Linked DNA regions of Homo sapiens: all the other regions are linked to region 3. Evidence: chromatin loops called from intact Hi-C (ENCODE). Cell type or tissue: heart right ventricle. All regions are shown on one strand. Region 1 overlaps TMEM135 (transmembrane protein 135). Region 2 overlaps TMEM135 (transmembrane protein 135). Region 3 holds the start of PRSS23-AS1 (PRSS23 antisense RNA 1). Region 4 overlaps LOC107984361 (a long non-coding RNA gene). Region 5 overlaps LOC107984361 (a long non-coding RNA gene). Region 6 overlaps TMEM135 (transmembrane protein 135). Region 7 holds the start of TMEM135 (transmembrane protein 135).

Region 1 (4,000 bases), 350 kb before region 3:
TCCGTTTGAGGTAATCAAGTATACAGCCCATGATACAGAGTCAGCTTGGCATGTAAAGAGAAGCAAGTAGATTACTGTAGCTGGAGCAAAATAGGGGAGGGAAGTAGCGGTAGGAAATGAGGTCCTAGCAATCAGGGTGGAGAGAGGGAGTGGTCTACATTCCACATAAGCCCTTTAGGCAACGTAAGAACTTTGGGAGGTTCTCATCAGAGGAGTGGCAAGATCTGTCTTAAATTTTAAAAGAATCACTTGAGGCCGGGGACGGTGGCTCACGCCTGTAATCCCAGCACTTTGGGAGGCTGAGGTTGGTGGATCACCTGAGGTTAGGAGTTTAAGACCAGCCTGGCCAACATGGCGAAACCCCATCTCTACAGAAAACACAAAAATTAGCCGGGCGTGGTGACAGATGCCTGTAATCCCAGCTACTTGGGAGGCTGAGGCAGGGAGAATCGCTGGAACTGGGGAGGTGGCAGGAGGCAGAGTTGGCAATGAGCCAAGATCACACCATTGCACTCCAGCCTGGGTGACAGAGTGAGACTCTGTCTCAAAAAAAAAAAAAAAAAAAAAAAAAAAAAAAAAATCACTTGGCTGCTGGATAGACTTACAGGAGGGCAAGGTTAGAAGCAAGGAAGCAAGTTAGGAGGGGAACGATGATTGTGGTCATCTAGATCATAGTTGTAGAAGGTGGAGAGAAGTAGAGCTGACTGAAATTCTCAATGGTTTAAACGTGGAGTAAAAGAGAGGGAATTTACAAATTACTGAAATAATTTTTGGTTTGATCAAACGGAAGGATAATACGGCCACTCATTAAAGTAGGGAATACTAAGCACAAACAGTTTCAAGGAGAAAATCAAAACTTTTGTTTTGGACATGTTAAGTTTAAAATGTGTGTTAACTAATTAAACGGTAATGTTGAGGAAGCAAGTAACTGGCTGTACAAGTCTGAGGATTAAGGGAGAGGTCTGATTTGTTTATATGTAGTATTTAAATGCATGAGACTAGATACAATCATACAGGAAATAATTGTAAAGAAAATGTCCAAGGACTGAATATATTTTGCTTCTCCACAACTTATAATGCAGAAAATCTCTTCAAAGGAAGAAAAATAAAAATCCATTTATCCTAATCACATTCTTTTCTAATATAAAGTCTCATTTTTATTTTCAAGTGCACATAAAAATAATGCATTTAACTCATATATGTAGACTTTTCAACTTAATCTATGCAAATGACAAAATAAATACTGTAAGTCAGTCTATATTTACTGAATCTCTACTTGCAAGGTTCTGCACTAAGGCAAATTATGATATAAAACTGAGCCAAAAAAGACATGGAGGAAAAGAAATATGTTGCATAATAATATCAAAGAACTTAGTAAATACACAAATAACTGTAGAGGTTCAGGTTGGAATCGCATACTATGTACAGGAAAGTATAAAGAAGCTCAATGTTATCATTATCAGGATAATACTCTTGGTCAAATGTTCAAATTTTCAATTAGAAGTGTAAATGATAGTAAAATAAACAATTCTACCCACAAAGATATTTTCTATGAAATTACTTTCATGAGATAGTCATCTTTATTACATTGTACCAGCAGATGTCGCTAGAAAACTGTTTTTGGAAGAATTTGTAGTTCATTGGTGTGACTTCTATAGCAAACACTTTACTGTAGGTTTTCCTCTAAAAACACATTTATAGGGATGCAAAAATGTTACTAATCTTAATTAAAGTACATTAAGTTCTCTCAAGTAAATATCTCGATATTAGACTTTTAATGATGGGTGATGTTCCTATAATCCATTCAATATAAAATGTTTATATTTTATATAAACCCCATTGTTTGGCACCAACACAAAATTGGATAACGTAAATGTGCTGCTTCATTATGTGCTCTCTAATGAGCTGAAAAGAATGAGAACAAACTATTTTGATTTCTAAGATTTTTTTATTGTCTACTCAGTTTTCACTCATTTGGTAAATATAAAAGATGTAAAAGATGTACTTTATAAATCTTTAAAATATTTCTTCGCAATCTACAGAATGGGAGAAAATATTTACAAACTATACATCCTAGGGGGGATTAATATCCAGAATATATCCATGGAATACTATACAGCCACAAAAAGGATTAAATTCTGTTATTTGCAGCAACATGGATGGACTGGAAGACATTATACTCAGTGAAATAAGCCATGAACAGAAAAGTTAAACGCTGCATGTTCTCACTCATATGTGGAAGCTAAAAACAGTTTACCTCATAGAAGTGAAAAGTAGAAAGTAGAACAGAAAATACTCAAGGCTGGAAACAGTAGGGGGAAGGTAAAGATATGAAGAGATGGCTGCACGCGGTGGCTCACACCTGTAATCCCAGCACTTTGGGAAGCCAAGGCGGGCGGATTACCTGAGGTCAGGATTTCAAGACCAGCCTGGCCAACATGGTGAAACCCGTCTCTAACAAAAATAAAAAAATTAGCCAGGCATGGTGGCGGGCATCTGTAATTCCAGCTACTCGGGAGGCTGAGGCAGGAGAATCGGTTGAACCTGGGAGATGGAGGTTGCAGTGAGCTGAGATCGCACCACTGCACCACTGCACTCCAGCCTGGGTGACAGAGCAAAACTACATCTCAAAAAAAAAAAAAAAAAAAAAAAAAAAAAGATATGGAGATATTTGTTAAAGGATACAAAATCACAGCTATGTAGGAGAAATACGTTCTAGTGGTTCTATATCACTGTAGGATGACTATAGTTAACAGTAATACATAGTTTCAAATAGCTAGAAGGAGAATATTGAATATTCCCAATACAAAGACGTGATAAATATTTGAGATTACAGATATGCCAATTACCCAGATCTAATAACTATATATGTATTAAAACATCACTGTATACTCCCATGAATATGTACAATTATTTCTCAATTTTTTAAAAGATAAAATACATTACATACACACAAAATGTGGTCTCAGAAGAAGGTGCAGACAATATGGAATTTTTTTCCATTGCATGTCTGTGATTGTAATCACGTTTTCACAATAAAGTTAATGTGTCAATTTTTACATAAGAAAAATATAAGCATCTAAAACAATATTACTTGTTTTATTTACTTATTTATTACTTCTTCCTCCTCACCCCCCAAGATGGGATCTCCCTATGTTGTCCAAGCTGGTCTTAAACTCCTGGACTCAAACAATCCTCCCACCTCGGCCTCCCAAGTAGCTGGGATCACAGGCATGTGCCACTGTGCTTATATTACGCATTTTAAATAAACACCTAAAAAATGAAAAAAAGTATTTCTTCAGAGGCAACGCATGGTGTAGTGAAAAAAATCTTGATATGAGAAAGGATACAGATGCTACTCATAACTTCTCTACAATCTTGAGTAAATCACTTAACTTTAGGGCTCAATATCCTTGTATATAAAAAAACTAAAAGTAAATGACTACCATAAATAACTGGCTGATTAAATGATTTATAATTCTGAAATTTCATCATTTTAGTTAATGGTAGCTTTATTATTAAAAATCACAATGGAAAAACAGAATGAATTCTTCTCAATCACTTATGATGTAAAAAGAGAAATGATCTCACTAGCCCCAAGAATAAAACCAAACATACAAACAAAACTCTGAATTTGTGTTAAGATTACTAGTTGCTACTAAGAGTATTATACTTGCTTATCATTTTATAAAACTTATTGAGGTGGAACTTCTTCATGCAAAGGTTCAAAGAGAAACTTTTCAAGTTTCAAACTTGGTCTTTCAAGACCAACTACTGGGATAGATATACACTGCTATAGAAAGACCTGTATGAAACACTGTTAAGTAAAAGAAGCAATTCGATATACATAATCTGATTAATGATAAAATATTATTGCTATATTTAGCATTGGTGCTAAAATATTAATAGTAAAATATAAAATGCTGTTTATTATTTACATATGGCATTGTTACAGAAAGTCCTCTAATAGGATACGTATAAAACCAAACTGTGGGTAGTG
Region 2 (4,000 bases), 160 kb before region 3:
CAGTAAAACTCTGCCTCAAAAAAAAAAAAAAAAAAAACCACCATGAAACATGTAACCACAATATAAACCCAGCAACTGCACTAATGGGCATTTATCCCAGACCAATAAAAACATGAAAATCTGTACATGAATATTTATAGCAGCTTTGTTCATAACAGCTAAAAACCATGAACAGGGGTTAAGGAGGGGTGACAACAGGAGAGAAGTGGGTGTTGCTATGATGGAAATATTCTGTATCCTGACTGTATCAATTAAATATTCTGGTTTTGATATTATATTATATTATAGTTTTGCGATATGCTACCATTGGGGGAAAATGGGTAAAGAGAACATGGGATCCCTATATTATTTTTTATAATTGCATATGAATCTATAATTATTTCAAAATAAAAGTTTTAATTTTTTTTTAAATACAGTATTTTAAGTGTGCTCTCCAACATCAATAATATCAAAGTCAAAGATCTCTTTCCCAGGAATTCACAATCTAAAGCAGACAACACACAAAAGTTTTAGTAAGTTTACTTATAATTTTCAAATAAGTGTATGAATACGCACAGTATTTGGGTATTGAAGTACACAGCGTGTGCTACTATAGAAAAGCATGTGAGTGTCTAAAAAAATACACTAAAACTCAAATGTATGCTAGCGTGCAGGCATAATACTTTAAAGTTTTCTTGAAAACATAAGAAAAGCAGCACAACAACAAAGCCATTAAGAAAATTTAAGATATTTGGCTGGGCACGGTGGCTCACACCTGTAATCCAAGCACTTTGGGAGGCCGAGGCGGGCGGATCACGAGGTCAGGAGATCGAGACCATCCTGGCTGACATGGTGAAACCCCATCTCTACTTAAAATACAAAAAATTAGCCGGGCGTGGTGGTGGGTGCCTGTAGTCCCAGCTACTTGGGAGGCTGAGGCAGGAGAATGGCATGAACCCAGGAGGCGGAGCTTGCAGTGAGCCGACATGGCACCACTGCACTGCAGCCTGGGCGACAGAGCAAGATTCCATCTCAAAAAAATATATATATATATAAGATACTTTGTTATACAATATAAATAATCTATAACCAAGATTAATCAATTGTTTTAGATTCTTTTCAGGTTGTAGTATTTATTATCACTTAATAATTTAAGTTTATCATTTTAAAGTAGATGATTTCTTCAAGTTATTTATTTTTCTGGATTCTGATTACAACACCATGAGCTGGCAAAACAGGAGTGTTCACACGCAGTTCAAAATAAGTCATGTACTTCATCTATGTACCACAATCACCAACTTTTAATCTTTGTATCTTTTAATCTAAAATACAACATTAATGCAGTCAAATAAAGCAAGGTTTTACTTGTAAATAATATTACAGCAAAACCACCATTACTTTTGCACCAACCTAAAATATTTAAAACAAGCTTTAAAATAAACATCTAGGTTTAATCTGGTATGTCTCCTATAAATCCTTCTCTTTAACCCATTTATGCCTAGTGTTCCATTATTGGAACGCTAAGCTTACAGGAGTTATTATTTTCCTACTGCTCAAGGTCATCGCCAAGGTCTGATTTTTCACAAAAAAAAAAAAAATTTGCAACCTCCAGCATAGATGGGTTAATAAACACATTCATCTATGATTCATTTAACAAATTATGGCACAAAGTACATTTTAGGTACTGTTCTAGGCTTAATACAGCAATGTATAAAACACACAAAAACTCTACATTCATGAAGCTTAAATTCCAAGGTGGGAAGACAGACAATAAAATAATAAGCAAAAAAGATACATGTTAGATGTTGATCAACTCCATGAAAAAAAGATACAGAGGTTTGGGACTGCAGGGGTATAAGTTACATGAAGGGTGACTGTTACTATGTGAGATAGATGTGGAAGGCCTCACAACAGTGACATTTCAGCAGTCTCAGTGAAATGAAACAGCAAGCCATGCAGATATCTAGCGATAAGAGCTCAAAACAGAGCGAACAGCAAGTATCAAAGTCCTGAAGAGAAAGCATGCTTGTCATGCTCACTCAACACCAGAGAGGGCAGTGTGGCTGAAGTGGAGAATGAGGAAGCAGACAGTGGTGGTAAAAGGAAGCCAGAGAAACATAAAGACCCCCCCATAACCACAGGCTTCTTGCAAACCTCGAAAAGAGCCCTACAAAATCTGTTCACATAGTCACTTTGGTAACATTGGCAAAAGTAAGGTATTTTAACCATAGATAGTTAAGATTACTATCATTTTACATTCTGATTTCTCTGTCACACTTCACCTTGTGATGAACAGCACTAGGTTTTGGAATCCAGCTTGCTAGTAGAGTTGAGTTTAGCAAGATATATTGAGTTTGGGTTTAGCATGATATATTCATTAATTTACTTTCCAGTTGCTTTTAGGTATAGAACATTGATTCCTAGTGGCTCATTAAAAGAGTGGCAACCAGGCACGGTGGCTCACGCCTGTAATCCCAGCACTTTGGGAGGCCGAGGCGGGCAGATCACTTGAGGTCAGGAGTTCCAGACCAGCCTGACCAACATGGTGAAACCCCGTCTGTACTGGAAATACAAAAATTAGCCAGGCATGGCAGTGTGCGCCTGTAATCCCAACTACTCTGGGGACTGAGGCAGGAGAATCGTTTGAACCCAGGAGGCAGAGGTTGCAGTGAGCCAAGATCATGCCGCCGCACTCCAGCCTGGGTGACAGAGCCAGACCCTGTCTTGAAAAAAAAAAAAAGAGTGGCTTCCAGGAATACTCTACTGTCTACTGTGCCAACTTACCCCGTCAATGACACAAAGGTGAAGAACCAGAGGCCATAATGATATATAGATACATCCTAGGGTGCCAAGCCCTGAAAATATGTGGGTAATGAAAAAGAAATAAATTTAAAATGCACATGGCTAAAAGACAGATGGTTAAAACTTCTACCAATCATCAGACATGCAATGTAGTAAGCAGAAGATCTGACTCTTATCAAAGCCTAGCCAAAATCCAACTTATCTCCTGTCAAGGAAATGAAGTGAATACAATTATAATTATTATAAATGCAACATAACTTTGTAGGGTTTTTTCCCAATGGAAACTGTACTACAGAAAATTTTTTAGAATGCCTATGTTTGAGAATCACTACCTGTATCAGTATTCAAAAAAGGTGACTGTGTATTAAGTAACATGGTTTTAACTATTCCAAATATGAATAATTATTAAAGCATATGTGATCAATAATGCAAGAAGAAAGACTGAAATATCTTTTTTATTTTCTCTGTATAAAATGATATTATAGGCTGCTGGGGAGGGCAGGAAAGCCGCACCCACCCAGCAAGGGCTCCGTGACTGGGTTCCCAGGACTGTCGAAGGAAGGTATAACTGGGTGGGAGGGTGGGTAGCTTATGCTCTCCAAGACTGCCTTTCCAAACTCTTTGACACCTAAGAAAAGGTGAACAAGTTCTATTTTCAAGAGAAGATGGCTTTTAACAGTTTTGAAGGATCTAAAGCTGTGTATCTGCAGACATCAATAAGGACGAAGAATTTGTAGAAGAGTTTAACGGATAAAAAACTTTTGCTAGTTTTCCAAGTAGTAGTCCTGTTTCAGCATCAACACTGGCACAAGTAGGTTTTCTTTATATTGGTGAAGGAGACACCATGTGGTGCTTTAGTGGTCATGCAGGAGTAGAGAGAAGGCAATATGGAGACTCAACAGTTGGCAGACACAAGAAAGTATCCCAAATTGCAGATTACCAACGGCTTTTTTTTTTTTTTTTGAGATGGAGTCTCACTCTGTTGCCCAGGCTGGAGTGCAGTGGCGCGATCTCGGCTCACTGCCAGCTCCACCTCCCGGGTTCACGCCATTCTCCTGCCTCAGCCTCCTGAGTGGCTGGGACTACAGGCACCCACCACCATGCCCAGCTAACTTTTTGTATTTTTAGTAGAGACGGAGTTTTACTGTGTTAGCCAGGATGGTCTCGATCTCCTGACCTCGTGATCTGCCCACCTCAGCCTTCCAAAGTGCTGGGATTA
Region 3 (4,000 bases):
TCCATCGTGTGCCAGCCACTGTCCTGGGAAGGCACCGTAGGGGACACAGATAAATAAGACATAACCTTTCCCTCTAGAAGTTCGCTGCAGCACACTACGTGCCTCCCTCTACCCTCCTTCCCACAAAGGATCAATGCTACTAGTCCTATCACACTTACTATGTAATTTCTTCCTAAGTCCATAGGTCTTGTGGTTTAGCTTGAATAGAACAGTTTCTGAGTACCCAGTGTAATGGGCAAACAGTTCCTAAACTGCTGTCGTCTCACCATTTGACCCCTCAAAGGACACATCTGCTGATGTAAATATGTAGGGAAGGTGGAGGGAAGAAGAAAAAGAGAGAAGTGAGGATCCCAAAGACCATAACTCATTTAAAACTTGGTCTGCCCATCAAAACCACCCCCAGAATTCAGAATGTAAAATATAAAAATTGAAACTTACTCATTATGTGCCATCGGAGGTATTTAGTCAAAATTCAGCATCTGACCACCTTTTCTAGGCCTATGTTGATTTACAATATTTGTACCCAGTAGGTCGTTTATGTAGGTGTGTTACCTTGTATCCTCTGAACCTTCTTCTCTTACTACTGTTGTCATAATTGTATAAATACAAAGAGATTGCTCTATAGAAGTTAAAAGAAGTACAGTACATGGTCAGTCCTCCTCATGTATCCAGAGTGAAAAGGATAAATGTGTGAATAAACTTGGCAGAGAGTTGCCTGCAGGAGGTGTAGGGCAGTGAGTGGCTCAGTGTAACTGGAGCCTGAGATTCTTGGAGTGGGAGGGAAGGTGGGCTGAGGCCAAGTTATGAAAGGCCTTGGAGGCCGTATTCTCTCCTGCGCTCAGCACAGGGGAGTCGGCAAAAGTTTGAAAGCAAGGAAGGTTCATGTCCCTGTTGGTGTTTTTACATAGCTTGCTCTGTCTGCCGTGTGGACTGTGGGCTGGGAAGAAGGCAAGCAGGAGACAGGAAGACCGGTTTGGATGAGAAACCATGAAGGCCTGAATGAAGGTGGTAGCAGAGAGATGGAAAGGAGGGGGTGATTTTCAGAGAAGCCACAACAAATTGTGTCCTCTGTAGCTCTGGTCAATGAGCCGAATCTTTGCTTTCTAAAATGCCAGTGTTTCAGAGGCAAGGAGTTTCTGTTTGCTCTGCACACCCGATACAGCACACCCCTACGTTGCAAACTAAAGATAAATAACGCCAGAGGCCACGGCAGCTTGCAACACTGACCAAGTAGCCCTGGAGATCTTGAGTTTCACTGCATTCAGACTCCCCCTTGCAGTCCGAGGGTCAGCATGACACTGTTAGTGGAGGGGACAGGGTCCTTGGGAGGAGAGGGTAGCATTTAGTTGTTTATGTAGTGCTAAGGGGCCCCACCAGCTCTTCGGGACTCAGAGTTTTCTAACACGACTTATTTCTTAGAGTAGCCGATTCAAATTTCATAGTAAAGGTTTAATTTAGGACAAACTGAATCCAAGTCATGTCTCCCATGTAGATTTTGTTTCTTGACACAGTTTTCTTTGCTAACTACTGTGAATTGCCTAACCAGATCTACAGAAAACCATATCATGGGCCCACATTTTTTTCTAATCCTCTTCCTTTTAAATCAGAAATTCAGTATAACATTTTTCCATAAGTGAATGAGAGAACCACTTCCTAGCATTTTTGTGTGTCCCCCCCACCCACCCCTTTAAAAAAAAAAAAAGAAAGAAACAACAACAGACCTTCCTTTTGGATTTACATCAGCATTTAGCTAACTTCCTGAACATTTCACCCATTTCCTGAACTTATTCTCAGGAAGGAAAAACATCCTCCTTCAGAAATAAATGCAAATAATCCCAGAGATTATTTCTATTAAATAAATAGTGTAAACGCAATGGAATTTCCTGTAAGATGTATATTTACCATGGATATTTCAATAAAAATGTATTGTGATTCTGTAAGACTCATGATATTTGCAGGTAGTCTGAGGAATTATAATCTTTAGTAGCCATTCAAGAGCTAAGTCCTGAACATTTGCAATTTTTACTCATGTTAAAAAATATATATATATATATATATATATTTTTTTTTTTAACTGAGAAATAGGAACACTGGAAAAATTATTCTCCTGAGGTCAGTGTTTTTTGAAGCTTTGTTTCTTTTAAAAGAGGGCTCTAATGACACCTAGTGGTGAATACAGGCAGAACAACTTTAGGACAGACTCAATGCAGTGTCCCTGTAATTAGAATTTTTTGTTTATGTGTTTGCTTGGGAGAAAACACACTCCTTACAAGCACTTCTTAAGTACCCTTAATGCCCAGGAATCCTGAGAAGTAGTGACATGGAAACGTTTCCCTTACGTGTTTCTGGCGATGTTCTCTTCTCTTGATTGATGATTCCTCAGAGCCTGCCCACCTCCTAGGGCTAAACTGGCTCAATTTTAAGAATGGATGAAAAATGTGAAGCTCTGCAGAGGAAAAACATCAATACATCAAGTGAGAAATTTCCCTATATTTTTGAGAAGGCCTCCTCCCATTTGGCTATCTTTTAATGGAGAAGCATGGTCCTTTTCTGGTGTATATGTCTTACTGACTTTTTAAAGGTGTACTCTAGGCTGACTGCCTGTCGTTTCTGCTTTACAGGGGCCTTCTTAGGTTCTCTAGTGTTTGGCAGTGGCTGATTTTTAAAGAGAGAGGTGATAGGGATCTCAGAGAGGCTGCCCTCACTCCAGCCCCACCCCACCCCTACCCCCAGCCCCTCGGAAGGCCATCCAGGACAGATGACTATCTGGCCTCCTTGCACCACCCCCAGGAAGGAGCTCCTTAATCCATCACATCGGCTGATATTCTTCTTTATGTCCAAACCCCTCAGAGTGATATCCAAGACCCTCAGGTCTGGCTCTTCCCCTCTCTTCCAGCCACATCATTCCTCTTCCTCAGACACACCCTATGCTCTAGCCAATCCCAGCCACTTCCAGCTCCTCCTGTTCTCAGGCTGTTTCAGTGTTCTCTGCTCCTGCATGCTGGACTCCTGAGCCAGGAGGCTCTTTCACTCCGTGGCCCTTCTGCTCATTCTTCAAGTCCCTGAGTAAGTGTTTCCTCTTCTTCTTCAAGTCCCTGCATACACGTTTCCTCTTCTGGGAGCCTCGCATGATCCAATCAAGCAGAGCCTGTAGCACCTTCCTTTAGGGCACCTCTGAACCTAGTTCAAACATCTGTAATTGCATGTGTTATATTACATTATATTGTTCTTGTTTGTTTCTCCTCTAGATGTGTTTGAGCTTCTCAAGGGCAAGAGCTGTTCTTGCGCCCAATGCTGGTTCGGGTGCTCGACAAATGTTCACTGACATCCTGGCAGCAGCCATTTGTGGCACTGGATTGTTGCATTTGGCTGCAGTGTTTTGACAGGAGCAAATTAGGAGTGGGGCAACTAGTTCAAGGTAGTGTTGACAATGAGGGTTAGCTCTTTGAAAATGTGCAGAACCATTTATTATCCCAAATGACCTCAGCTTTCACACCACTAGGAATAAGGTGCTTTCACAAAAATCATCTCTAAGTTTGTGTCTAGTTCTAACACTGGAAGATTCTGTTACCAGAAAGGGGTCCGGATCCAGACCCCAAAAGAGGGTTACTGGATCTCACGCAAGAAAGAATTAAAGGCGAGTCCATAAAGTGAAAGCAAGTTTATTAAGAAAGTAAAGGAATAAAAGAATGGCTACTCCACTGACAGAAGGCTTCTGGTTGCCTATTTTTATGGTTATTTCTTGATTATATGCTAAACAAGGGGTGGATTATTCATGCCTCCCCTTTTAGACCATATAGGGTAACTTCCTGACATTGCCATGGCATCTGTAAACTGTCATGGTGCTGGTGGGAGTGTAGCAGTGAGGACAACCAGAGGTCACTCTCATGGCCATCTTGGTTTTGGTGGGCTTCAGCTGGCTTCTTTACTGCAACCTATTTTATCAGCAAGGTCTTGATGACCTGTATCTTGGCTGACCTCCTATCTCATCCTGTGACTT
Region 4 (4,000 bases), 480 kb before region 3:
TTGGATGCTCAGTAGTGGGATTGCTGGATCATATGTAGTTCTATTTTTAGTTTTGTGGTGACTATACTAATTTTTCCATAGTGACTATACTAATTTACATTCCCACCAACAGTGTAATACAAGAGTTCCCTTTTCTCCATGTTCTCACCAGCATCTGTTATTTTTTCTTTTTAATAACAACCATTCTAACTGGAGTAAGATGATATCTCATTGTGGTTTTGATTTGCAATTCCATGATAATTAACAATATTGTGGTTTTTTCCATATACCCATTAGCCATTTGTATATATTCTTTTTTTTTTTTTTTTTTTTTGAGACAGAGTCTTGATCTGTCACCCAGGCTGGAGTGCAGCGGCACAATCTCGGCTTACTGCAAGCTCCACCTCCCGGGTTCACGCCATTCTCCTGCCTCAGCCTCCCCAAGTAGCTGGGACTACAGGCGCCCGCCAACATGCCCAGCTAATTTTTTGTATTTTTAGTAGAGACGGGGTTTCACCGTGTTAGCCAGGATGGTCTCGAAATCCTGACCTTGTGATCCACCCGTCTTAGCCTCCCAAAGTGCTGGGATTACAGGCGTGAACCACTGCACCTGGCAAGCCATTTGTATATATTCTTTCGAGAAATGTCTACTCATGTCCTTTGCTCACTTTTTAATGGGATTATTTGGTATTTTACTGCTGAGTTGACTTCCTTGTATATTTTCAGTATTAGTACCTTGTCAGATGAATAGTTTGCAGTATTTTTCCCATTAAACAGGTTGTCTCTTCACTCTTGATTGTTTCCTTTGCTCAGCAGAAGTTTTTAGTTTAATATAGTCCCATTTGTGTATTTTTGTTGCCTGTGCTTTTGAAGTCTTAGTCATTAATTTATATGAGTTCATTTTTATATGATGAGAGATAGGAGCTTAGTTTTATTCTTTTGCATATAGATATCCAGTTTTCCCAGCATCATTTATTGAAGCAGGTGTCCTTTCCCCAGTGTATGTTCTTGACAATTTGGTCAAAAATCACTTGGCTTTATTTCTGGGTGGATTTATTTCTGGGTTCTCTATTCTGTTCCATTGGTCTGTGTGTCCATTTTTATACCAATATTGTGCTGTTTTGGTTACTACAGCCTTGCAATATATTTTGAAGTCAATGTAATGTGATGCCCCTAGCTTAATTTTTTTAATTTTTATGTTCAGGGGTACATGTGTAGATTTGTTATATAGGTAAACTTGTGTCATGGGGGTTTGTTGTACAAATTGTTTCATCATCCAGGTATTAAGCCTAGTATCCGTTGGTTATTTTCATGTTCTCTCCCTCCTCCCCACCCCCTGCCACCTGTTGATAGGCTCCAGTGTCTGTTGTTCTCCTCTATGTGTCCACATGTTCTCATCATCTAGCTCACCGTTGTAAGTAAGAACACGGGGTATTTGGTTTTCTGTTCCTGCATTAGTTTGCTAAGGATAATGGCCTCCAGCTCTATCCATGTCCCTGCAAAGGGCATGATCTCATTCCTTTGTATGGCTGCATAGTATTCCATGGTGTATATGTACCACATGTCTAGTCTATCATTGATGGGCATTTAGGTTGACTTCATGCCTTTGCCATTGCGAATAGTGCTGCAATGAACACACACATGGATATGTCTTTATAATGGAGCAATTTATATTCCACTGGGTATAAATCCAGTAATGGGGTTGCTGTGTCAAATGGTATTTCTGTTTTTAGGTCTTTGAGGAATTGCCACACTGTCTTCCAAATGGTTGAACTAATTTACACTCCCACCAACACCATATAAGTGTTCCATTTTCTCCACAACCTTTCTAGCATCTGTCATTTTTTGACTTTTTCCAATAGCCATTCTGACTGGTGTGAGATGGTATCTTGTTGTGGTTTGATTTGCATTTCTTTAATAAGCAATGGTGTTGAGTTTTTTTTCATATGATTGCTGGCCACATACATGTCTTCTTTTGAAAAGTGTCTGTTAATGTCCTTGGCCCAGTTTTTAATGGAGTTGTTTGGTTTCTCATAACTTTAAGTTCCTTATAGATACTGGATATTAGACCTTTGTGGGATGCATAGTTTGCAAAAATTTTCTCCCATTCTGTATGTTGTTGGTTTACTTTGTTGATAGTTTCATTTGCTGTACAGAAGTTCTTAAGTTTAATTAGATCCCATTTGTCAATTTTTGCTTTTCTTGAAATTGCTTTGGCATCTATATCATAAAATCTTTGCCTGTGCCTACATCCTGAATGGTATTGCCTAGGTTGTCTTCCAGAGTTTTTATAGTTTTGAGCTTTACATTTAAGTCTTTTATCCATCTTGAGTTAATTTTTATATATGGTGTAAGGAAGGGGTTCAGTTTCAGTCTTTTGCATAGTGCTAGCTAGTTATCCCAGCACCATTTATTAAATAGAGAATCCTTTCCCCATTGCTTGTTTTTGTCAGGTTTGTCGAAGATCAGATAGTTGGAGATGTGTGGCCTTACTTCTGGGTTCTCTATTATGTTCCATTGTTCTACATGTCTGTTTTTGTACCAACACCATGCTGTTTTGGTCACTGTAGCCCTGTAGTATAGTTTCAAGTTGGGTAACGTGATGCCTCCAGCTTATTTCTTTTTGCTTAAGCATGCCTTGGCTATTTGGGCTCTGCTTCGGTTCCATATGGATTTTAAAACAGCTTTTTCTAGTTCTGTGAAGAATCTCAATGGTTGTTTAATAGGAATAACATTGAATCTATATTGCTTTGGGTGGTATGGCCATTTTTATGATATTGATTCTTCTTATCCATGAGCATGGAATGTTTTTCCGTTTGTTTGTGTCATCTCCGACTTCTTTGAGCAATGTTTTGTAGTTCTGTTTGTAGAGATCTTTCACCTCCCTGGTTATCTGTATTCCTAACTATTTTGTTCTTTTAGTGGTATTTGTGAATGGATTGCATTCCCAATTTGGCTCTAAGCTTGACTGTTGTTGGTGTATAGGAATGTTAGTAATTTTTGTTCATTGATTTTGTATGCTGAGACTTTACTGAAGTTATTTATTAGCTGAAGGAGCTTTTAGGCCAAAACTATAGGGTTTTCTAGATACAGAATTATGTTGCCTGCAAATAGAAATACTTTTATTTCCTCTCTTCCTATTTGGATGCACTTTATTTCTTTCTCTTGCCTGATTGCCCTGGCCAAAACTTTTAATACTAAGTTGAATAGGAGTGGTGGGAGAGGGCATCTTTGTCTTTTGCCAGTTTTCAAGGGGAATGCTTTCACCTTTTTCCCATTCAGTATAATATTGGCTGTGGGTTTGTCATAGATGCTCTTATTACTTTAGGTATGTTCCTTCAATACCTAGTTTATTGAGAGTTTTTAACATAAAGTGGTGATAAATTTTATCAAAAGACTTTTCTGCATCTATTGAAATTATCATGTGGTTTTTGTCTTTACTTCTGTTTATGTGTTGAATCACATTTATTGATTTGCATACGTTAACCAACCTTGCATCCCAAAGCCTACTTGAACATGGTAAATAAGCTTTTTAATATGCTGCTGGGTTTGGTCTGCTAGTATTTTGTTGAGAATTTTTGCATCTATGTTCATTGAGGATGTTGGCATGAAGTTCTTTGTTGTTGTTGTATCTCTGCCAGGTTTTGGTATCTGATGATTCTGGCCTCACAGAATGAGTTAGGGGTGACACCCTTCTCAATTTTTTGGAACAGTTTCAGCAGGAGTGGTACTAGCTCTTCCTTTTATATCTGGTAGAATTCAGCTGTGAATCCATCTGGTCCTGGGCTTGTTTTGGTTGGTAGGTTATTCATTACTGACTCAATTTCAGAGCTCGTTATTGGTCTGTTCAGGGATTCAATTTCTTCCTGGCTCAGTCTTGGGAGACTCTCTTCAGCCAAGCTTCTGTGTCTTCCCTCCATTCACTCCTGGCACATTCCCTCTGAAGATCTGTTAAAAGCACACCAGTCAACTTAGTCCCTCGGTGGTAGCTGTTTCACCTGGCTGCATCTGTTCAGCCATC
Region 5 (4,000 bases), 480 kb before region 3:
CAAAGCCCACAAGACCCAGTAAACATCCCCTAAGTATTTGTAATTAATGCTATATAAATTAGCCAAAAATAGATCTGTTTGCTAATTACAATGACTAACAAGTCATTTTGCATTTAGTCATTTTCCACATGGCTTCATTTGTCCCTGAAATACCTATGTTTTCAGAGACATGTTAAAATCACTAAATAAAGTTAAGAATTTTTTAACTGCTAAAATAAATAACCAAATATCACCTGAAGAGAAGGACTCTAGAGAAACAGCAAGGGCGTATCTCTGGAGTATCTTGATATCACATTTTGTATCCAGCAACAAGCATTTTCAGCACGTTGATAGCAAGCTCTGTTTCCATTCTGTGTTTGACAAATTTTGCTCCAAGGGAGAGATAGCTGCTTCCTGCCTTTCCCAGCTATGGTGGAACCTGGGATAGCCTGCGGGGAAGGAGGAGCTGGGGAATTTGTGACTCAGGGGAAAGTCAATTGAAAAGTCAGGCAGACAAAGCACCAAGGCTGAGAGGAAAAATATACATGGAAAGCTGGAGTTAGAGGGGAGAGTTGTCCAGACTTTCCAAGAGAGACTGGATCTCCATGCCAGGCAGCCAGGAGGCCACTGGAGACAGCTCTGCTGGGAAAACTCCACTGGGCAGCATAACATGACAGAAAACAGGCTCTCCTAGCCAGAGCCCCATGGTGAATGCCTCCAGCACCTCACCCAGGCTCCTCTGGGTTACACAAGGCCCATTTCCTTCCCTTGTGGCAATCTTGGCAGCAGAGAATGGGACAGTCTCCTGAGCCCCTCAGATGATTCTAATATATCCCAGGCTTTCCATCATTGCCCTTACTGAGAATCATTTGCAACACATCAGTAGCGTGAATCATCAGATCAGTCCTTCAAGCAGGGAAACCAACAATTACGCTTGGCCCTGAGTGCTCAGGGAGGAGGACGCAGGTGCCAGGTTGGCATGAAGAGGTGGAGAGACTTCTCCAGGGGGCTCCATCCTGCCCCTACTTCCATTCTCCAGGTAGACAGCATGTGACTCCCCTTGCTTACATCCTCAAGCTTCCCCTCCCCTTGATTTGCTCCTCTCTCAGTACCTTTCTATTCACTGTGGCATAATTCCACCTTGTCAAAGTCAGCAGAGGAAGGCTGATAGAGAGGGCTCTTTTCTGAGCAGCAGGAAACCTGGCTTCTGGCCCTGGCTCTGTAACTAGTTTGTTATGTGTCTTTGGACTGGTCCTTTTCCCTCTCTAGGCTCGAAAAGAGTTGACCAGGGGACCTCTACAATCATCTAGTCTGGCCCTGTAACAGAATCAGACTGGGTTTGTTGAGTTTTTTTATGTGATTGGCTGGCTTTGTGTTTTGGTGTGTGTGTGTTGTAGAAAAACATTTAATATGAGATCTATCATTTTAACAAAATTTTAAATATACAATATAGTGTCATTAGTCACAGGCACAATGTTTGTGTTTTCATGGTCAAACCATCTACTCATCCATCCACCCTGGAGACCAGCAAACCACGGCGTCCTGTAGGAGCCTGAGACAGCACACTTCTTTCTCTAGGCACCCACTGGTATCACCAAGGTCCCAACCTGCCAAGGGAACAGGAGGACAGAGAAGCAGGATGGGGAGCTTGATGGGAAAGGATCTAGCAGGTCATTCTTCCACCACTAGGTGTCACTGTTCTACCTTAAACATCCCTCTTTAGATTCTCCATCAGAGTAAGCAGTGACTCAAAGCTCTCTTGGATTCTTGGCACTTGGATCTAGTTAGCATCTTTCTTCCTGGACCCTTTCCCCAAGACTCAATACGATTATTTAAATGTGTCTGCCCATCTCCTTTCCCTGCCTGCCAGCTCTCTGGACCTGACCACTGACATAGAATGTGAGGTATACATCTGCCCAAGCTAATGAGCCTAGCCCTTTTCATTTATTCTCATTCAGTCATGAATTTAATGAACCCTGCCATGTTCCAGGCCCCATGCTAAGAGCTGAAGACTCAAAGAAGAAAAGCGTACTCCCTGTCCTCAAGAGTGATAGCCACATGGCTGCTATTCCGTCACACAAGGCCTAGTTCCTTCCACTGTGGCAGTCTTGGCAGCAGAGAGTGGGACAGTCTCCTGAGCCCCTCAGATGATTCTAATACATCCCAAGCTTTCCATCATTGCCCTTACTGAGAATCATTTGCAATGTATCTTTAGTGCAAACCATCCGATCAGTCCTTCAGGTGGGGAAACCAACAATTGCACTTGGCCCTGAGTGGTCAGGGAGGAGGACACAGGTGCCAGGCGGCATGAAGAGGCAGAGAGGCTTCTCCAGGGGGTCCATCCTGCCACCACTTCCATTCTCGAGATAGAGAGGATGCGACTCCCCTTATTCACATGCTCAAGTCCACGTGCTATTACAGACATGTTGCTATTACTTTAACCTAGTGAGAAAGCACTGAAATGAAGGACTCCATGCTGTGAGTATACAGATGAAGGAGCCATCAGGCCTGCCTTGGATAGGTAGGGAAGCTACAGAAGGGTGGCAGCATTTGGCTGAGACTTGAAAAATGCATGGGCCTTGATGGGTAAATCACTGGGAAAGAGTATCCCAGGAAAAAAAGAATAGCATAGGCAAATAGGCCAGCCTACTAAGTTTAAGTAGGTTTTTCCTATTTAAAGACAAACCATATGAAAATCAATTTTGGCCCAATTACCTTGCATGCAAGAAAATGAGGCTCCTGCTCCATTCTTAGATACTATCACCATTTGCTGTCTGACACTGGGGAGCAGAGATGTTACTTTTCATTTTTTGTATCCTCAAAATTGACCACAATTGAAGGTGCACAATATTACATTTTGAGTGAATGAAAAATTCACCTTACCAGCTAAGCTAAGCCACTACAAGACCATCAGATTTTGAAGAGGTTTTTTCCCGAAGGGGAAACTGAGGCATGGGCCCACCAGTAGAAGAGCCATGCATGCCTCCTGGTGCTCCTTGCAGAGCCTGCAGGAGCTGATTCCCTTCTTCCAGGTAAATGAGTCTGCAGGTTTCTCAGGATCAGAGAATTGGCTGCACCTTTTTATTTCCAGAAATTCTCCCTACTCTTCTTTCAGGAACACTGCTCTGGGGGACCTGAGAAACTAAAAATGTAACAAGAACTTAAAAGCTCTGTGTTCTCACCAAAGCTGAATCAAGAGCAGAGAGCAAGGTCATCTATATGCTAATCTCACAATACAGACCCCTTAGACTTTGGCAGAAGAAGTGATTTTTTTCCTCCCAGAAAATCATTATCAAGTATTTGCTTCTGCCAAAACTTATTAGGAGCTTTGGTACCTGATATAGTATACTATATGCCACAGGCGACGGGAGGAGTAGAACGTGCAAGAGACAGGAAGGGAAACGTAAAGGGACAACAAGAATAACTCTGACTCTGAGCAGAATGTTATTAATATTGGCTGTGGAAAGTTTGGTTGTGGGTGTGGGAGGAAGGAGGTCAAGGTAGGCAGAAATAAATTCTGAGTCAGAGAGTGATTGTGTCCTGTCTCTGCCAAAATTCTTCCATAGATAGCCTCATTTCCGATGGAATAAAGTCCAAACTCCTTAGTCCAGCATTTATGGCCACCATGGCCTAGCCCTGACCCATCTTTTCAACTTTTGCTCCCAGTACTTTCATTGCTTGCCTCTCACGCCAGCTGAATGGGCCCATGCACCCTCATCAGAAGGGTCCACTGGGACCCAGCTACTCCTCAGGGTCAGCTCCTAGGGATCTCCTTACAGGCATACCTCAGCAAGCATCCACATTTCCAGATGGACTGTGCTCCCTCATGCCACATTTCCTTTCCTTCTTTAATTGGCAAGCTCCTCTTTAACTTTCAACATCTCTCTTCTTGGAAGCCTTGCCTGATCACACCCACAGTTGAGCTTGAGGACTCTTATCTTGCACACCTTGTACATGCAATTATTATAACTCATGACTCTGTTGAGAGAGTATTAGTGTATCTCTGAACTCTGAGACTGTC
Region 6 (4,000 bases), 340 kb before region 3:
AGGAAAAATTTAGCAAGTGTCTTAAAATTATGGCATTGCTACGAACCAAAATTATTTACATTAAACAAAATTATAATCACAATTCTGAACCAATCTATTTTTTAAAGACCTCAAGACAAACAAATACTTTCAGTTTTTTCCCTTCTACAAACATAGTGAAAAATATGAAAACAAATGTTTTCAATTAAACAGAATCTTCGAATCAACATTAATTTCTTTTCTTTTTTTATTTTTTGAGATGGAGTCTCGCTCTGTCACCCAGGCTGGAGTGCAATGACGCGATCTCGGCTCACTGCAACCTCCACCACCCAAGTTCAAGCCAGTTCTCTGCCTCAGCCTCCCAAGTAGCTGGGATTACAGGCGCCCGCCACCACGCCCAGCTAATTTTTGTATTTTTAGCAGAAACAGGGTTTCACCATCTTGGCCTGGCTGGTCTTGAACTCCTGGCTGCATGATCCACCTGCCTTGGCCTCCCAAAGTGCTGGCATTACAAGGCGTGAGCCACCGCACCCAGCCCCATTAATTTATTTTCAAATGCATATTGGCATATATGTCAGTAAAATAATATAGCAATCTGTTTTCATATTGAACAAAATGAGCAGCTATTCAAAACTATAACAGGCTAAAATTTTTCATAAATTTATGCTTATTTGATACCAAAGTTAAATAAAATATGCATCTCCTAGTAATGGAGCAAAAACAACATTTTGTAAGCTTTTCCAAACTACTATTCTCTTTTTCTTTTCTTTTTTTTTTTTTGAGATGGAATTTCACTCTTGTTGCCCAGGCTGGAGTGCAATGGCACGGTCTCGGCTCACTGCAACCTCCACCTCCGGGTTCAAACAATTCTCCTGTGTCAGCCTCCCAAGTAGCTGGGATTACAGGCACCTGGTACCACACCTGGCTAATTTTGTATTTTCAGTAGAGACAGGGTTTCACCATGTTGGCCAGGCTGGTCTCGAACTCCCGACCTCAGGTGATCCACCTGCCTCAGCCTCCCAAAGTGCTGGGATTACAGGCAGCCACTGCATCTGGCCAGAAGCTACTATTTTCTGATTAGCTGAAGACTTATAGAGTATCCTGACCCCCAAGAAAGAGAAACATTTAATTTCAAATACTCCAGCTTACATCCTCTCAAAGATTTTGAACTTAATCTGTGGTATGAATAATAGAAATTGGGAGAGTCAACACATAATGGAATCTTGCTAGCCCATAGAATGGTATTAGAAAAATAAAATATTGGAACAAAAGTAACATGAGAGAATTATATTATATAGATTAAGAAACCAAGGCCCAAGGAGGTTAAGTGATCAAATTGTAAATACATCCCAATCACCTAACTGTCTGTACCTGCTGAAGTCTCAACAGTGAAGATGAAATATTACAGACAAGTAAAGGGATCTTGGACAATATAAAAGAAAACACAAATCACCTAAATGAAGTAGAGAACAATGGTCTTCCAACTGGTTTTATGCAAAGACTTTACAAGGGACAACAGGCATGGATAGTTTTAAAGAAACCAGTGTTGGCCGGATGCGGTGGCTCACGCCTGTAATCCCAGCACTTTGGGAGGTCGAGGCGAGTGGATCACCTGAGAGTCAGGAGTTCGAGACCAGCCTGGCCAAGATGGTGAAATCCCTTCTCTACTAAAAATACAAAAATTAGCCGGCCATGGTGGCTCGTGCCTGTAATCTCAGCTACTTGGGAGGCTGGGACAGGAGAATCGCTTGAACCCGGGAGGCGGAGGTTGCAGTGAGCCGAGATTGCATCATTGCACTCCAGGCTGGGCAACAAGAGCAAAACTCCAACTCAAAAAGAAAAGGCAAAAAAAAAAATGAACCAATGTCCAGTTGCTCACTTCCACATGTTCTCCTATCTAAACATGATTTGCCTGAGTGTGTACCATTGGTCAAGACTTCATGCTGGCTTCTCTTATCCACCTCCCCTTCATAAAAGCTTTTCACTTTAGAAATATAATTCTTGGTCCCCACTCCAGACCTCCTGAATTCAGAAATTCTAAGTGTGGGGCCCAACAATCTCTGCAACTTGTGTTTTAACAAAATCTCCACAGGATTCTTAAAAATGCTAAAGCTTGAAAACCACTGAGCTAAGTTATGTTGCAGTAACAAAATGTCAATGCCTTTTAACAAAAAAAGTTTATTTTCTGCTCACGCTACATGTCAAACAAGAGTTAGCTATGGCTCAACTACGTGAAATCTTCATTTTGTACCTTAGGGTAACAGAGAAACTTTATCTGCAAATGCTGATTGTCACAGCAGAGAAAAAGAACAAACATAGGAAACTGTGTTCTGACTTAAAGATTTTGCTCATAAGTATACATAAATCATTTCCACTCATATTTCTTTAGCCAAAACATGTCGTAACTCCAGGCATGATGTCAATAGGGAAGGGAAGTATAAAGTTTCTCCAGGGAGGGGCAGCAAAGGTTTTTGAACAATAACACAGTCTACCATACACGCCAAGTATATAATTGTTGAAGATCAACTGTATTTGTTTATATTTAAGAAAATTCAAAGCACAATTTCTTTTTCTTCATAAAATACTATCAATAGTCTTTTTCACAATAACTTTTTTCACTTTAAGTGTGATAATATTTAAAATCTTTCTGGTACTGGTTTCAGAAATAGGATAGTCTACAACACATCAATTAGTATTTTACACTATATGTGAATACATAAACGTGTTTGTCTGCATGTGTCCCCAGTGCCTAGTACAGTGCATAGTACATGAGTAACTCAAGAAATATATGTTGAAAGAAATTTTTGTCCATGTAATCACTGAAAAAAACTGCATTTTTATATTAACTATTTCTATTTGGGTGCCAAGTTTCTTGTAGTTGTTTCTTTGACAGCAATTGTAGGGTTTTTTGTTTTGTTTTGATTTTCCATTTCTAAAGAAATTTGTTTATTTTACATCAAGTACCTCTATACTCATTAACAACTCCCAGAGATCATCCTTAATATAAAGTTCCATTAGTTTCTTTATATTGATAATGTGCTATGAATTTACATTTAGACATAAACATACATACTCTAAATAGGGGCTTCCAGTCTTTTCTTAATTAGGAGCTATTTCTTAATACCACAAATGAAATGGAACAGTGATTATAGTATGAATTTATCAAATCCAAAAGGCAGGAAGGCGGATACGGCTGATAGGCATGTTCATCACGCTACCAGGAACTGAAATCCAGCAAAAGAGGTGAGACCATAAAGTCTATAGGTTGGAGTGTTGTTCACCTTTACATCATTTATTCACTCCTTCACACAGTTAAGTATTTCATAAGTATTTATAAAGAGTTGACAATGTGCCAGGCAGGTTGCAAGTGCTGAGGACAGCCATTGCCGATGGCTTCAGGAATTCACAATCCAGAAGGTATAGGTACAATCAAATAATGATATTACATTATAGAAAGTACTTTAATATAAAGTACACAGTGCTTTAGGAGCACAAAGCAAGTGTGTCTGACATTGATTTTGGTGTCATGAAGGCTGTTCAGAAAAAGACATTTAAGGTGCTATAAAAAAGAAGTAGAGGAAGAAAGCAGGGAGGAAAAATACATATAAGACTTAGAAAAAAGAAAACACTGGATATTCTGAGAACTGAGAGGTTTAATATGACTGTAACACAGAGACATGGAAACCAAATGGAGAAAGACTGGCACATGTCACACCATGCCAAAAACGAATTTGAACTTTACTTCTAAAGCAAAAGGTCCTGCTACTCAGAGGAATGACATAACCAGACCTATGTTTAACAAAGATACTCCAGGTTTGATGTTCATGACCTATTACCAAATCTCACTCCATTGTTTATTTTTAAATTATAATCTCATTTGGTACTATTTGTTTAAACTTTTTAAATGACAGCCTACACGCTGAATTTTTGAAAGCAACTGATATTAATGCCATCTAAACATATACTTTGTTCTTTATTTTAAAAGATTAAACCACACATTAACTTTAAGACATATTTTAAT
Region 7 (4,000 bases), 99 kb before region 3:
TTTCACAACTACCGAGGAGTAGCAACCAAAATTTTCAAATACACAGATGTAAGGGTACAAGGCCACATGAGATGGAAAATTTATCCTCAATAAGTACTTAATCTTGTTGGAGATATAGTAGTAAAACACAACTCTTTTCCTGAACACCCCCAACCTACCTTGTTGGAGTAGGAGAACCTATGTTTCTATTGCTACCCTGAATGTCCCTATCATAGACTATAATCCATAAATTGTCTAGGCTATTGATATAACAAGTATCAGGCATTCAACAAATATTTGTTAAGTGAATGAATTAATGAATGAAAAGTGCTATGGATTTTCAGAGGGAGAAGTAGATAGCATAAACTCTCTTTCCACCTATATCATAATCCTCTCACAGCAGGAACAATCTTTTCTATAGTTGTATATCAAGAGCTCAATAATGTTTGTAGATGTTTTATTTTTTACAAATCTGAGCCTTATGCAGTGAGCCGTGATTGCGCCACTGCACTCCAGCCAGAATGGCAATACAACAAGGCCCTGTATCCAAAAATAAAAAGAAAAATTCTGAGACATAGACTGGCCACAGTGAATGTGGAAAAGCAGATAAACATGAATCTTTGCCAAAGAAAATCAAGGAAAAAATTTCCAGCTCCAATAACAATTACTGGCCTCTACTCTAGATCTTTATTATTCAAAGTGCAGCCCCCACCATCAGCATTACCACGAGTTTGTTAGGAAAGCAGAGGTTCAGGCCCCACCAGGACCTAATGAATTAGAACCCCCATTTTAACATAATCCTCAGAGGATTCCTAACATACATGAAAATGTGAGAAGCATCAGTCTATACAATAAAAATGAAATGGGTGCCTGCAACCTCAAACAAAGTCATCACCTTCTCCTGTGTTATCTCTGAAATACATAATCAGACTTTTCAAGAAGTACTACAGATACAGCCATGACACACTTTCAGGAACATTAGGGTATAAATCTAAATTACTTCAATGAGAAATAATAATTGATCATCTGCTGAATATTGAAACTTTTAGAAGACATACAAAAAATATGATCTGTCTTCTTAGGACACAAACTGTAAGGCAAGAAAATGAGACAATGCACTTCAATGGCCAAAGTAATAATAAATCTTTAATATCAAGGATAAGATTATTGAAAAAAAGATTTTGCGGAGAACATTTAAGAGCATCTTTAATAGTCCTCAGTGTTACATATACATACTGCCAAATATTCCCTATTAATTGCCCTGTATGTAAAGTTGTGTAACAGAAGGTCCTAGGTGACACAAAGTCAGATGTCCTAACCAAGTTCACTGACTGAAAGACTGGCATCACCCTTTAAATCACCACACACAATCTCAACCCAGGAGTCTGTTCTGTGAACTTGCAAAAACACTTGCAAAACCCCCAAATCACAATCCTGTCATCTCAAAACTGAGTCAAGATCTGAGGCCACAGGGACTTAGGGCCAAATATGCCTTCTTCATTAAAAAAAAAAAAAAAAAAAAGCAAAATAAAACAGGGGAAACTAGATGAGGAAAGATTGCAGGTCCTTCTCATAGCCTCGCTGACCTACAAATACCTCTCCATCACAAGGCAGGCCAGAGGAAAATAAGGCTGGTCTTTGAATTAACGTTTTTAAGTGTCCTAAACTTAATTCTAAAAGTTGGGAGCCATCCTCTTCCTAGCAACAGGCATTCAGATGACAGCTCAATCTCTAATTCCCCTCCTCCTTCTCCCTTGCAGGAATTGGTATATCCTTCCCTTGCGACCTCCCCCTTCCCCCTACCGACCCCCCAAAACACTCCGACCCCTCCAAAAGAGAGCCCGACACAAGGCAAGTCCCCCAGAGCCCCTCGGGAGCACCAACTGCAGCCCCCGGCCCATCTTCCAGACTAAACTCGCCCTGCGGGACGGGTGACGGGTCTCACCAAGTACAGAGGAGCATAGATCTTCAGGGACTCCTCCAGGGCGCCCCCGGTGATCTGCAGGAAGGAGACCCGGCAGGAAGGGTGCCAAGTGTGGCCGATCTCATAGCAGTTATGAGGGATGGACTTGCTGAGGGCCGCCATGACGAGGAACAGCGCGGAGAAGACAGGAGGGGGAGAGCCTGAGCCCTGCAGGGAGGGGCGCGAGAGCCCAGCCGCCAGCCTCTCGCCCGGCCAGCACTCGGAGGTGCGGAATGGAGGGGAAAGGTCACGAGAGCGGGGTTACTCTGGGCCAAAGTCCTCGGATGTTGAGCGCTCGGCGTATCGCAGCTCAAGGGGGCGGGACGCGCACCGGGGAGGCGGGGAGAGGCGGCGCGTGCGCGCTCCCTCAAGAGGGCATCCGCTGGGGCGCGTTCCCGCGCGGCGGCGCGGCTGGGTGAGCGGAGGCAGAGAGGATCTTCGCACCCAGAGCCGAGGCTGTACGCGAGGGAGCGCAGCTCGGGGACGAGCCGCCTCCCCACCCCCGCGACGCCGTGCCCGGCTCCGGGGCGCAAGCGCTATGGCAGGTGCGCAGTAGGGGGTGGCTTGGGTCAAATTGTACTTCAGCTTCCAACTGCAAGCCAAGTAGAGCGGAGGGTAGTGGAAGAAAGGGATTAAATGTCTTTGTTGGGAGCTGGTGGAGGAAGAGGGTTGCCAGAGGAATGCCTGGGACAAACGTCCTCCCCAGCACCGGGAGCTTGCCTTCCCGAGAGTCCCAGGTAATAAACAGCTAGGGCTGCCTGCTAGTTGCAACTAACTACCCCCAAGTGCTGGGCTTTCCAAGCTCTGTGATACCTGCGAAGGCTTGAAAAGTCTCAGCTATGTTCATACCCCGACCGTGTGTGGGGAAGGGCAATAGGTCATCCTGTCCAAACCTTAGGCCACGGAGCAATCCTGTCTACAGCATCTTTGATAGGTGCTTATCAACCAAACAGCACACACAGTAGAGGCGGCAGTCGTGTGTTAGAACTCAGACCTGGCTAGGGAACTTGGCCAACAATTAGCAAGACAAGGGTCCTGTGTTGCTTGAGTCATATAACCCCTCTGTCAATCTCCTCACATGTAACAAACCTGCCAGTTTCTTTGGATTTCTAAATTCCATAGTCTCTTAAAGCAGAAACGAACTACCTTTAGAAGAATTCCATTCGAATCTTCTAGTCTTCATTCATTCATCTACAAATATTTACTGAGTCATTACTATTTACCAGGCACTGTGCTAAGGAAACAAACAGAAACAAGAGAGACAAGATTTTTATTTTCACGAAGCTAGTATTCTAGAGGGAGAAGACAGAAAATAACAAAGAAAACTGAACAAGATAATATCAGATAGGTGTAGTTGTTTGAAGAAAATAAAAGAGAAATACTCAGATGAAAAGTCCAAAACAACAATGGCAAAAAGATAAAAGTATCTTTCTCTCAGGTAAAGGTAGGCAGTCCTAGAATAAAATGGTGGCTCCATAACGATTAGGGATCCCAGCCTCTTTGTGACAGTTTGCTATGCCATCTGCTACCTGTGATTTCCACCCTAACTTAGAAAATAACATGACATCAACATGCTAGCCAGGAAGACCAGCAAAAGGGGAAGAGAGGCCGGGCGCGGTGGCTCACACCTGTAATCCTAGTACTTTGAGAGGCTGAGGCGGGTGGATCACTTGAGGTCAGGAGTTTGAGACCAGCCTGGCCAACATGGTGAAACCCTGTCTCTACTAAAAATACAAAAATTTGCCAGAAATGGTGACACGCTCCTGTAATCGTAGCTACTCAGGGACTGAGGCAGGAGAATCGCTTGAACTCAGGAGGCAGAGGTTGCAGTGGGCCAAGATCACACCACTGTTGCCTTGGCAACAGAGAGAGACTCTATCTCAAAAAAAAAAAAAAAAAAAAAACGGGGGGGCGGGGGCGGGGAGAAAAGGGCATACTTCCTGTTTTTAAAAAAACTTCCCAGAAGATCCATACAAACTACTACAACTTACGTTCCTTGGACAAAGCTTAATCACATGGCCACACTTCATTGCAAGAGAGGATGGTGAATACAATCTT

Evidence for each region. Hi-C counts contacts between places; a loop is a spot of excess contacts. Peaks named below come from ENCODE experiments on the same cell type or tissue, not always from the same donor. Only the 100,000 strongest peaks of a DNase experiment are listed, where the experiment ranks them.
Region 1: it touches region 3 in a loop (9-fold over the local background); 101 of 110 quality-filtered maps call a loop at or near these places.
Region 2: it touches region 3 in a loop (2.0-fold over the local background); 17 of 110 quality-filtered maps call a loop at or near these places.
Region 4: it touches region 3 in a loop (4-fold over the local background); 61 of 110 quality-filtered maps call a loop at or near these places.
Region 5: it touches region 3 in a loop (6-fold over the local background); 61 of 110 quality-filtered maps call a loop at or near these places.
Region 6: a loop joins it to region 3, with 8 times the contacts of the local background. A loop is called at or near these places in 102 of 110 quality-filtered maps.
Region 7: it touches region 3 in a loop (3-fold over the local background); 62 of 110 quality-filtered maps call a loop at or near these places.

Annotation. Positions count from the first base shown.
Region 1 is chr11:87,288,096-87,292,095 of GRCh38, reverse strand. The region is part of intron 6 of TMEM135 (transmembrane protein 135); the gene reads right to left. Among named protein-coding and RNA genes, the nearest start is that of TMEM135, 250 kb to the right of the region's middle. In heart right ventricle, CTCF peaks have their summits at 1,399 and 1,599 (motif pointing right); no DNase peak of the experiment used is centred here.
Region 2 is chr11:87,095,720-87,099,719 of GRCh38, reverse strand. All of the region lies in intron 4 of TMEM135 (transmembrane protein 135), which reads right to left. It also overlaps the pseudogene XIAPP2. Among named protein-coding and RNA genes, the nearest start is that of TMEM135, 60 kb to the right of the region's middle. In heart right ventricle, CTCF peaks have their summits at 1,819 and 2,025; no DNase peak of the experiment used is centred here.
Region 3 is chr11:86,937,466-86,941,465 of GRCh38, reverse strand. It overlaps PRSS23-AS1 (PRSS23 antisense RNA 1), which reads left to right and starts at 2,981. Exons shown (of 4, transcript NR_187135.1): 1 at 2,981-3,066. It also overlaps a transcript of PRSS23 not described here. RefSeq lists an enhancer at 558-1,057. In heart right ventricle, a CTCF peak has its summit at 2,179 (motif pointing left); a DNase peak (open chromatin) is centred at 845; H3K4me3 peaks cover 1,148 bases; H3K27ac peaks cover 3,590 bases.
Region 4 is chr11:87,412,599-87,416,598 of GRCh38, reverse strand. The region is part of intron 2 of LOC107984361 (a long non-coding RNA gene); the gene reads right to left. Among named protein-coding and RNA genes, the nearest start is that of LINC02711, 300 kb to the left of the region's middle. In heart right ventricle, no CTCF peak of the experiment used is centred here; no DNase peak of the experiment used is centred here.
Region 5 is chr11:87,419,208-87,423,207 of GRCh38, reverse strand. The region is part of intron 2 of LOC107984361 (a long non-coding RNA gene); the gene reads right to left. Among named protein-coding and RNA genes, the nearest start is that of LINC02711, 300 kb to the left of the region's middle. In heart right ventricle, CTCF peaks have their summits at 1,449 and 1,658 (motif pointing right); a DNase peak (open chromatin) is centred at 1,547.
Region 6 is chr11:87,280,093-87,284,092 of GRCh38, reverse strand. The region is part of intron 6 of TMEM135 (transmembrane protein 135); the gene reads right to left. Among named protein-coding and RNA genes, the nearest start is that of TMEM135, 240 kb to the right of the region's middle. In heart right ventricle, a CTCF peak has its summit at 2,434; no DNase peak of the experiment used is centred here; H3K27ac peaks cover 548 bases.
Region 7 is chr11:87,036,111-87,040,110 of GRCh38, reverse strand. TMEM135 (transmembrane protein 135) reads right to left here and starts at 2,177. Exons shown (of 15, transcript NM_022918.4): 1 at 1,925-2,177. The coding sequence starts at 2,065. It overlaps LOC105369422 (a long non-coding RNA gene), which reads left to right and starts at 2,316. Exons shown (of 5, transcript XR_007062827.1): 1 at 2,316-2,487. RefSeq lists a silencer at 2,156-2,545 and an enhancer at 2,202-2,702. In heart right ventricle, a CTCF peak has its summit at 2,104; DNase peaks (open chromatin) are centred at 2,240 and 2,844; H3K4me3 peaks cover 3,075 bases; H3K27ac peaks cover 3,210 bases.